2 separate regions of the Homo sapiens genome follow, and region 2 is linked to region 1. Evidence: chromatin contacts called from ENCODE Hi-C or POLR2A ChIA-PET data. All regions are on one chromosome and are shown on one strand. Each heading gives the region's core, a stretch centred on a gene start or an enhancer-like site at or near the end of the contact. The rest is flanking DNA. Distances are from core to core; before and after follow the strand shown. Region 1 holds the start of RNF14 (ring finger protein 14). Region 2 holds the start of PCDHGB7 (protocadherin gamma subfamily B, 7).

Region 1 (5,463 bases), core at 2,479-4,978:
AATCACCTGCAGTCAGGAGTTCGAGACCAGCCTGGCCAACGTGGTGAAACCCCATCTCTACTAAAAATACAAAAATTAGCTGGGTGTGGTGGCTCACCCCTGTAATCCCAGCTACTCGGGAGGTTGAGGCAGGAGAACTGCTTGAACGTGGGAGGCAGAGGTTGCAGTGAGCTGAGATTGCACCATTGCACTCCAGCCTGGGCGACAGAGTCAGACTCTGTCTCAAAAAAACAAAAAAGTAAATTTTTTAAATCCACAGGAATCTTTAGGGCAAGTTTTCTTAGCTTCAGCTCTATTGACATTTTGAAGTAAATAATTGTTGTTGGAGAGCTGTGTTGTGCATTATAGAATCTTAACAGCATCCCCTGGCTTTTACCCACTAGATACCCAATAGTGGCCCGCTTCCACCCACAAGAGCTGTGACAACTGAAAATATCTAGCCAGGTGTGGTGGTGCTTGCCTGTGGTCCCAGCTACTTGGGGAGCTGACATGGGAGGATCACTTGAGCCTGGGAGGTCGAGGCTGCAGTGAGCCATGATAGCACCACTGCACTCCAGCCTGAGTGACAAAGTGGGACCCTGTCTCAAAAAAAAAAATATCTCCAAATAGCGCCAGGTCCTGGGGCAGGATGGGGGTTGGAGGCAAAATTGCTCCCAGGTGAGAAAACAGTGCTTGAGAATGTTACAGGCATAGATATTATGGAAGAAAATTAGATAACTGAGCAAGCAGCAAAATAATATTAAATTTTTGAAATAATAGATTTTGTCAAATCCAAGCAGTCACCAATTTAAAGATTCACCATTATGACTCAAGAATATTTAAAAGATAATAATTTTAAGAAAGATTTACCATTATTTTAGGTAATACTAAGAATTTAGCTACAAGGCCCAGGCACAGTGGCTCAAGTCTTTAATCCCAGCACTTTGGGAGACCAAGGCAGGCAGATCACTTGAGGCCAAGAGTTCAAGACTAGCCTGGCCAACACAGCAAAACCCCATCTCTACTAAAAATAAAAAAATTAGCCGGGCATTGTGGTACACGCATGTAATCCCAGCTACTCGGTGGCTGAGGCACGAGACTAGAGAATCACTAGAATCCAGGAGGCAGAGGTTGCAGTGAGCTGAGATTGCACCACTGCATTCCAGCCTGGGTGACAGAGACAGACTCTGTCTCCAAAAAAAAAAAAAAAAAAAAAAGGAAAGAAAGAAAGAAGAAAGAAAGGAAAGAAAGAAAGAAAGAAAGAAAGAAAGAAAGAAAGAAAGAAAGAAAAAGAAATTAGCTACAATTAAAGTATGAACTGGCTGGATATGGTGGCTCATGCCCGTAATCCCAGCACTTTGGGAGGCCAAGGCAGGAGGATCACTTGAGGCCAGCAGTTTGAGATCAGCCTTGGCAACATAGCAAGATCCTGTCTCTATAAAAAATTAGCCAGGTGTGGTGGTGTGTGCCTGTAGTCCCAGCTACTCAGGAGACTGTGGCAGGAGGATCGCTTGAGCCTTGGATGCTGAGGCTGCAGTGAGCCGTGTTTGCACCACTGCACTCCAGCCTGGGGGACAGAGCAAGACCTTGTCTCAAAAAATAAAGTATGAATCAATGTTTTTTAAAATAGCATCAACTGAAAGATACAGCAATTTCAGATAATTTAAATGTGAAAAAAATATGCAATGAGAATTTACAAAAATCATTTTAATAAAACAAAACTACCAGTCAATTAAAATATTGAACTACAATTGCATTTGCAAATATCCTCCCTCACAACTAAAATATTTTTAATTAAAATGTACATAAGTAAAAAGTTAGGATTTTTTACATTTTAAAAGGTCATACTATGAAATTAAAAATGATTTCATTTTCAAAAAACACTTTTTTTCTAGGAGATGTTAGTTCATGGCTCTGCTTAAGCTGCATCCCTATCTAAGACACAATTACATGTTCTACTTGAGGTCAGTTAGTACCTGTTAATAACAATCAGAAGAAAAGGATATTAACACCGCAGTCTGTATTTCAGCTCAGAGTGGAGTTCATGCAAATCCCATTTATTCTCTAACTGGTGGAGCTGAGACTGCTGAAGCTGGGTAAGAGGCCAAGATGTGGAACTCATACTACATATATTATGAAAATCCTGCCATCTGCAGAAAAGAAATACAAAAGATGGTGTTAGGACCCTCTCCAAATTAAAATTCTGAATTTCCATGATCACTGCTTAAGTCAAACATATCCTAACATATAGCCAATCCTAATCTACAAGTGCATGTTACTCTCCTAGGGCAGGCTAACTGAGCCATGTGGTTAAAGGAGTATTTGCATGTCCCCAGCAATGACTGAGGACTTTTTATCTGTCTGCCCTCAGCTATGGGAGGAGCTAAGGAGGAACACCAAGGTCATATGAAAGTACAGGACACCATGCCCCATAACAAACAATCTCTTCAGTTTGTTTTTTGTTTTGTTTTTTTCTCCTTTCCTCTTCTGCTTCTTGTATTCCTTCATTTGCCACTCCCCTCCAGTTTTTCCTCTCTTGTTCATGAATTAAGCCTGCCAGTGGCACTCAAGGTTAATTTTGGTAACAGAAAAATACTTAAACAAAACAAGAGTACACAAACACAAACTTTTAAGTTTTATTCTAAATGCTTTAGAGCTAGGCTTCTTCACTGGGGTGAGGGGAAAAGGGAGTGTGGTCTATAGATGGGCTACGGAGAATCCTATCAACACCCTAAAATTATATGCAAAAATACTATATACAAAACCATAATTAAAAACCAGATTCTCGGATGTGTAACTCCCAAATGAGATAAGAATGAGATTCAGAATCAATTTACATTAATTGAGCACCTACTATGTACTGTATTAGGTCCTTTCACATTGTCTTATTTTACTAGGTGGGAGTATATGGTGCTAATTGAATTAAGCTTTTTGTTTCTTCCTGTTAAAACATTTGCAAATGGGATGAGAGATTCATTCATGCAGTTTATGGTTTTAGGTTAGTGTTCTCCATCTGACTGCACATTAGAATCTTCTGAGGAGCTGTTTTTTAAAATCTCAATACCCAGGCCACACCCTAGAACAATTAATTCAGGCCTCAGTAGTTTTCCAAGTTCTCCAGGTGATTCCAATATGCAGCCAGGGCTAAGAACTTCTACTCCAAGCAGTTTCAACAGTTCCTCATGACCTACCCTACAAGATTTCAGCTTGTGAAGCTGTCACTTGGAATCCAGTACCTCAATTCAGGTTGCTAACCCCCATTTCCTTCTCACTCTATCCATTTGGTCTTCGGGTGTCCTAGTCTGGGTTCAGCTCGCCACTAGGCGTGCGGCGTCGTTTGGGCGACTGCCCCAAAACAGGGGCAGGCCCAACGCTAGCTATCCGCCCCAACGCTGGGATCAGAGGGCGCAATGCGGATGTGTGAGCTGCTGGCCAGCCTGGGGCGTCCCGAAGGAGCAGGGCCCACACCTTCCCCTTCCTCCTCAGCGTCCCGAAGGGAGTCCCGGCCAGCCGAGCTGCGGACGCCCGGTCCCGGATTTGAGGGACTGAGGCCCAGTGTACAGTCCCAGCCCGGTCCCCTTCTCTGCCTCGCGCGCCCAGAGAGCTATCCCCACCGTACCTTCCGGCCGCCCGGCAGTGCCGAACCCCAAAGTTCCGCCCTCCGCCCTTGCCTGGGGCCCACTCACCGCCGCCAGCCGACCAGGCCTAGAGACGCCCTGCTCAACCGGCGCGCCGCCTCTTCCGTTCTCGGGAGCTGTCAGCTGAGCCAGGCGGATCCCGCTGGCGCGACCGCCGGCATAGGGAGGACTCTGCGCAGCCGCCGTGGTCGCCCCTGCCTCTCGGGCGCCTCCCGCAGGCCCAAGGCGGCGCTGCCGGCGCGACCACCGTCACCCCCACTTACTGCGAGCCCTGTGCTCACAGGAGGCTCTTTTCAGTAGTTCTGATGGGGCCCGAGAATTCGAATTTTTACCAATCTCTAGAGGGGATCATGAGGCAGTGGTCTACCTAGGGCAGAGACTCTCACAACAATCCCAGACCTGCTTCTCCAAGTGGACTAAGCAAGCCTACTTCCTCCCGTTTACCTTCTCAGAAATGCTGCCGGTCTTTCTGGCACTCCACTGTGGAAGCACGCATTCATCGCTCATGTTATAACTGTAACACCGACCGCATTTATCGAGTAGTTAGGATGCTTCAAGCAGTGTGATAAATGCTCTACGTAAATTTTCTATCTTCACTGTAATCTTATGATTTAGCTACCATTTGTTATTCTCACTTTACAAATAAGGAAATTGAGACTTAGGTGCAAGAACTTACCAAGGGTCACATGATTATCGTCAGGCTAAGCAGGAATTAAAATTATACACTTCCTTCCTCACACCATATGCAAAAATTAACTAAATATGGATCAACGACCTAAATGTAAGAACTAAAACTATAAAACCCTTAGAAGGCCGGGTGCGGTGGCTCACGCCTGTAATCCTAGCACTTTGGGAAGCCGAGGCGGGTGGATCACGAGGTCAGGAGATCGAGACCAGCCTGACCAACATGGTGAAACCCCGTCTCTACTAAAAATACAAAAAATAAGCCGGGCATGGTGGCGGGCACCTGTAGTCCCAGCTACTAGGGAGGCTGAGGCAGGAGAATCATTTGAACCCAGGAGACAGAGGTTACAGTGAGTCACTGCACTCCAGCCTAGGTAACAGCGAGACTCCGTCTCAAAAAAAAAAAAAAAAAAGTCAAACACAAAAAGCCATATATTGTTTTTAATTTATATGAAATGTCCAGAATAGGCAAATCCATAGAGACAAAAAGTAGTTTAGTGGTTGCCAGAAACTAAGGCAGGAGGGAATGGGAAGTGACTGCTAATAGATACCGCTAATAGATATGGTGTTTCTTGGGTGATGAAAATATTGTGGAATTAGAGAGCAGTGATAGTTGTATAACTTTGTGAGTGTACTAGAAACCACTGGATTGTATACTTTTGAAGAGTTAATTTTATTGCATGTGAATTATGTCTTAATTAAAAAATTTTTTTAGGTACAAAGCACCGTTCTCAGCGCTTAAGTGGAATACAGAAATGTTGGCTCCTTCTCCTGGGACCCATCAAACTAATGTGCTCCTCACAATCTAATAAGCTCCTGTGTCCGCTTTTTCATATATTTCTTCCTCCAAAAGAGTAACTTGCAGAGCTAAGACTCTAACCCAAGCCTACAGGATTCTAAAGCTTTTACCACCATTGCCTCCCGGGCAGGATTAGATTCATGGGCCAGCAACCCGTGCAGTCACATAGGGCCCTGCACTTAGAAGGGCCCCAGATTTAGAAGTGGCCTGCTCTTAAGAATGATACAATGGACTTTGGGGACTTAGGGGGAAGGATGAGAGGGGGACGAAGGATAAAAGACTACAAATAGGGTGCAGTGTATACTACTCGAGTGATGAGTGCACCAAAATCTCACAAATCACCATTAAAGAACTTACTCATGT
Region 2 (4,241 bases), core at 749-3,248, 550 kb after region 1:
GGACAGCCAGGCATTGTGCCCCGAGTCCGCGTCCACGGCCACCACCTTGGTCACCAGGTAGCCTGGCTGCGCGGCCCGCGGCACTGTGTCGAAGAGCGCGGAGCCGTCGGGACCCAGCGCAGGGTACAGCACCCGCGGTGCGTTGTCGTTACGGTCGCCCACCAACACGCGCAGGCTCACATTGGCGCTGAGCGCGGGCGAGCCCTGGTCGCGGGCCTGCAGCGTGAGCTCGAAGGTGCGCAGCTGCTCGTGGTCGAAGGCGCGCTGCGCGAACACCACCCCGCTCTGCGCGCTCACGGACACGTAGGACGACAGCGTTCGTGACTCCAGGTCGCTGGCAATGAGAGAGTAGGAGACACGGCCGTTGAGCCCGAAGTCTGGGTCAGAGGCACTGACTTGCGCTATGGAGGCACCCGGCTGGTTGTTTTCTGGCACGTGGACCAGGTAGGCTGACTGTCCGAAAACCGGCGCGTTGTCATTGACGTCAGTAATGTGCAGGGTTATGGTTTTGCTGGAGGATAACGGAGGCTTGCCCCTGTCTGTGGCTGCGATGGTGACGTTGTACTCTGGGGTCTGCTCCCGATCCAGGGCCTCATCTGTTACTAGCTTGTAGTAATTATTAGAAGAAGAATGAATCTTAAATGGAACACCTCTACTTAAGCTACACCTGACTTCCCCATTTTCCCCTGAGTCTTGGTCCCGTGTTTTGAAGAGGGCAACAACCACTCCTGGAGGGGAATCCTCCATAATCTGATCAGAGAGTGACGTGATGATTATTTCTGGGCTGTTGTCGTTTTCGTCTACAACTTCTACAATTACTTTACACCGTGTTGAGAGAGATCCTCGGTCTTTTGCTTCTATGTTTATCGTATATCTTTCTACTTCTTCAAAATCCAAAGGCTGCTGAGTTAGAATGTTTCCTGTAGTGTAATCCAGAGAGAACACGTGCTGAGCTTTGTCAGCCACACCAAAGAAGGAATAAGTGATCTCTGAGTTGATGCCCTCGTCCTGGTCAGTGGCCTTCACTCTCAGGATGGAGGTGCCTGGAGGCACGTCTTCCCGAAGGCTAACCCTGTACACGTCCTGGCTGAACACTGGGGGGTTGTCATTGGCATCTATTACCAGGATTCTTATCTGAGCAGTACCGCTTCGGGGAGGGTCCCCACCATCTAAGGCGGTCAGTACCAAGTGGTGAGCGCTCTGCGTTTCTCGGTCCAGAGTCTTCTGCAATACTAATTCTGGATATTTGCCACCATCAGGATTGTCTTTCTCCACCAATGAGAAATACTCGTTAGGACTTAGTTGGTATTTGCTCAGCGAATTCATACTAATATCAGGATCTTCTGCAGACTCAAGAATTGTTCCCATCCCCAGGCTGACGGATTCACTGATTTCTAAGTTTATTTCATCTTTCCGGAATTGAGGGGCGTGGTCATTAACATCCTCAATCACCACAATGACATGAAAAATATTTAAAGGATTTTCCACCACAGCTTCCAATTGCAACTCACATCTTCTTCTCTCTTTGCATATTTGCTCACGGTCTATTCGGTCCTTCACAAGTAAGTCCCCGCTCTGCGCGTCTACGCTGAAGTGCAGCTTCTCCGCGCTCACTCGCAGCTCGCGAGCCGACACATCCAGGACACTAAGCCCTAGATCCTTAGCGAGGTTCCCCACCACCGAGCCCTTGGCCAGCTCCTCCGGAATCGAGTAGCGGATCGGCTCACACAGCGTGGGGTAGAACAAAGGCAGCAGCAAAGGAAATAGTACCTGCCGCGGGCCGGCCCGGCGCCTCTGCGCGCAGCTCCCTCCCATCGTTCGCTCGGGTTCTCGCTGGGTCCCCGCTTTTCCAGTTGGAGAAAGTGCACTCTACCGCGCTAAAAGAGCATTCGGCCCAGGACAGGAGGAGTCCCGGGTCTCGGAGCTGGCAATCTGGTGTGCTGGGCAAGGTCTGCGCAGCCGGGAGCCTCTGTGTGGGAGCTGGTTTTCTTTTCTGTTGTTGGCTGCGCAGGGAATCCCAGGCTAGAGGCTGAGGGATCCCCGGCGTCAGCGCTTGCTCTGCACTGGCCGACGGCGGCGCCCAGAGGCTCTGTGTGGGACTGCAACTTGACTTTTCTCTACCTCTTTCAAGGAATTTTTTTTAAACTACGAGTTGACAGCCAAAATATTTTAATCTTTTTCCTCAGTGATTCCTTTTACATCAGGAAATATATTTCCACTTGGTCATAACTATCATATCTTTTTATTTACTGAATTTACATATATCTTGAATAAATGAATATTTTTTCTTCAAAATTTAAAAAGGCACAAAATAATATAGCATGAAGGTTTATAGGTCTCCTATCCCACGGCCCATTGCTATCCAATTCCTCCATCCAGAGGCAGTCATTCTTGTTCCTTTTAAGAGTAATTATCTATGAAGCTGGAAGTACTGAAGATAAGCAACAAATTTTTTTGTCTTCAATTCTAGCCTATATTCACCCAGAAAGTAATAATTCCTTATTTCATACTTAAGTACTGGAATGCAACCATTGCCCTAGTCATTACCATCATCCAGGGTGTCCTGTATTGCTTTTAAATAATTATAATCAAAATATTTTCTCACAATAGCTACAATGTCAAGAGCAGTTTTTTTTAAAAAAAAAACCTGTATTTTTCAAAATAATAGAATTATTTGAGATGAATGCACAATAATTTTGACTCTCATTAACACAAATATAAAATAATAGTTTCAATGGTTTAATAGTTAATAACTATGACCCTAAAGAGTGTGCTTTCCTTCCACAGACCTATCATTCAACAAATGTTGACTGACCTGAAAAAAATCATGGAATTATAAGGGTCTTGAGAAACTTCGGAATGCTTTTTGACTTTATACTACCACATTTAGTAGAATACTAGTAATAAAATTAAGAGATCTACCTAATACGTCACTATTTTCATTGAACTAAATGAACTCATCAGTACCTCCAATGATCCTTTGTTTATATAATTTCCCTTCGTTGCATATATTCTTTTCTTTTTTACAGCTGTGGTTGGTGTTTATATTCTGATCTGCAGAAATGGCATTTCTTTCTTGACTCTAAGTTTATTTTGCCTCTCAATTTCAGAGTTTTCAGAGTTTCAGGTGTTTGCCTCCTTATACATTAAAGAGCCACTGAAATAGCTTTGTCATATATCTCTTGCTCCTGTTCTCGGGAACATGTACAAATTTATCTGTCTTCCCAACCCATATTTACTTTCAGCCTTAGTCACTAGAAAATTTAACAAAAAAGACAAAAGCAGAATCCCAAATATTCTTAATTTCACCCTCTATAGCCTCCTCAGGATCCCTATTGAGCAATGAAAGTTAAATTAAAATGCTATATCTTCCACATAGCAGTGTGAAATTAGAGAATTGTATGCAAAAAGGATACTGCAGTGTTATCAGTTATAAATAGGGCTGGAAAAATCTAAGCATACATTGTTATAAATAAATTGTTAATTCAATATTAATGAAAAACTTAGTATATTCAACTGCAACTATCACCACAAAGTATAGATTGAAAAATATATAAAATGTAGTTTGAAAAAGGCCTATTGCCCTTCTCCTTGGGAAGAACTGCATTGAGTATTCTTGGATTTGGGTTGTGTTTCCAGAGGTGATTTCTTTCTGATACTTACCTATTCTTACCAGACCTGCCTTCAGAACAAGAGGGTTGCTTAAGGGGCTGGAGTTTCAATATGTGACCACCCAGGAGGAAATATAAATTGACAGGCACTTCTGTATGGAAGTCTGTCTTAGGAATTGTCAATATTGTACTCAACAACACTATAAACTACAAGGTTCTGCAAAGCTAATCATAACAAAGCCTTATGATATATAGGCCTTGATTGAGACTAGGTGAATTTTACCAGAAAGTAAAAAAAAAAAAAAAAAAAAAAAAAAAAAAAACCTTAATAAACATCAAATTCTACTCATCAGTGTTTTAGCATTTACACTTTCCACCATCATGCCGCAAACTTCAAAGTAAAAACCAATCTTTTTTTTTTTAACAAAAGTAAAAATGAAAATAAAACTCACTGGAACCAATGGGGTATCCTCTATAGGAAACTTCGAATCATCTAACAAAGACAAAGGATCGTTTTTCTCACAGCTCTCCTGGCTGATGAGCGTGTCCGCATAATTGGGCTGGGGGAAGATCAGGTGACTCTTTCGCGAGTCCGCGGTGAGAGAGACCTCGTGGGAATAGGTCTGCAGG

The links. A loop is a pair of places that touch in the nucleus more often than their neighbours do. ChIA-PET counts read pairs that join two places held with the same protein, here RNA polymerase II (POLR2A). Pooled maps may share reads with other maps.
Region 2: a loop to region 1 is called in a pooled map, with 3 times the contacts of the local background. The contact joins the promoter of PCDHGB7 here to the promoter of RNF14 in region 1. A Hi-C loop is called at or near these places in 4 of 50 pooled maps. POLR2A ChIA-PET finds 5 or more read pairs at or near these places in 2 of 52 experiments (K562 and activated naive CD8-positive, alpha-beta T cell).

The regions. Positions count from the first base shown.
Region 1 is chr5:141,967,370-141,972,832 of GRCh38, reverse strand. RNF14 (ring finger protein 14) reads right to left here and starts at 3,728. Exons shown (of 9, transcript NM_004290.5): 1 at 3,666-3,728; 2 at 1,956-2,129. It overlaps LOC124901095 (a long non-coding RNA gene), which reads left to right and starts at 3,053. Exons shown (of 3, transcript XR_007058977.1): 1 at 3,053-3,225. RefSeq lists an enhancer at 3,546-3,695 and a silencer at 3,806-3,945.
Region 2 is chr5:141,415,434-141,419,674 of GRCh38, reverse strand. PCDHGB7 (protocadherin gamma subfamily B, 7) reads right to left here and starts at 1,998. Exons shown (of 4, transcript NM_018927.4): 1 at 1-1,998. The coding sequence starts at 1,815. The region is part of intron 1 of PCDHGA1 (protocadherin gamma subfamily A, 1); the gene reads right to left. All of the region lies in intron 1 of PCDHGA2 (protocadherin gamma subfamily A, 2), which reads right to left. All of the region lies in intron 1 of PCDHGA3 (protocadherin gamma subfamily A, 3), which reads right to left. It also overlaps PCDHGB1, PCDHGA4, PCDHGB2, PCDHGA5, PCDHGB3 and PCDHGA6, and 8 more genes.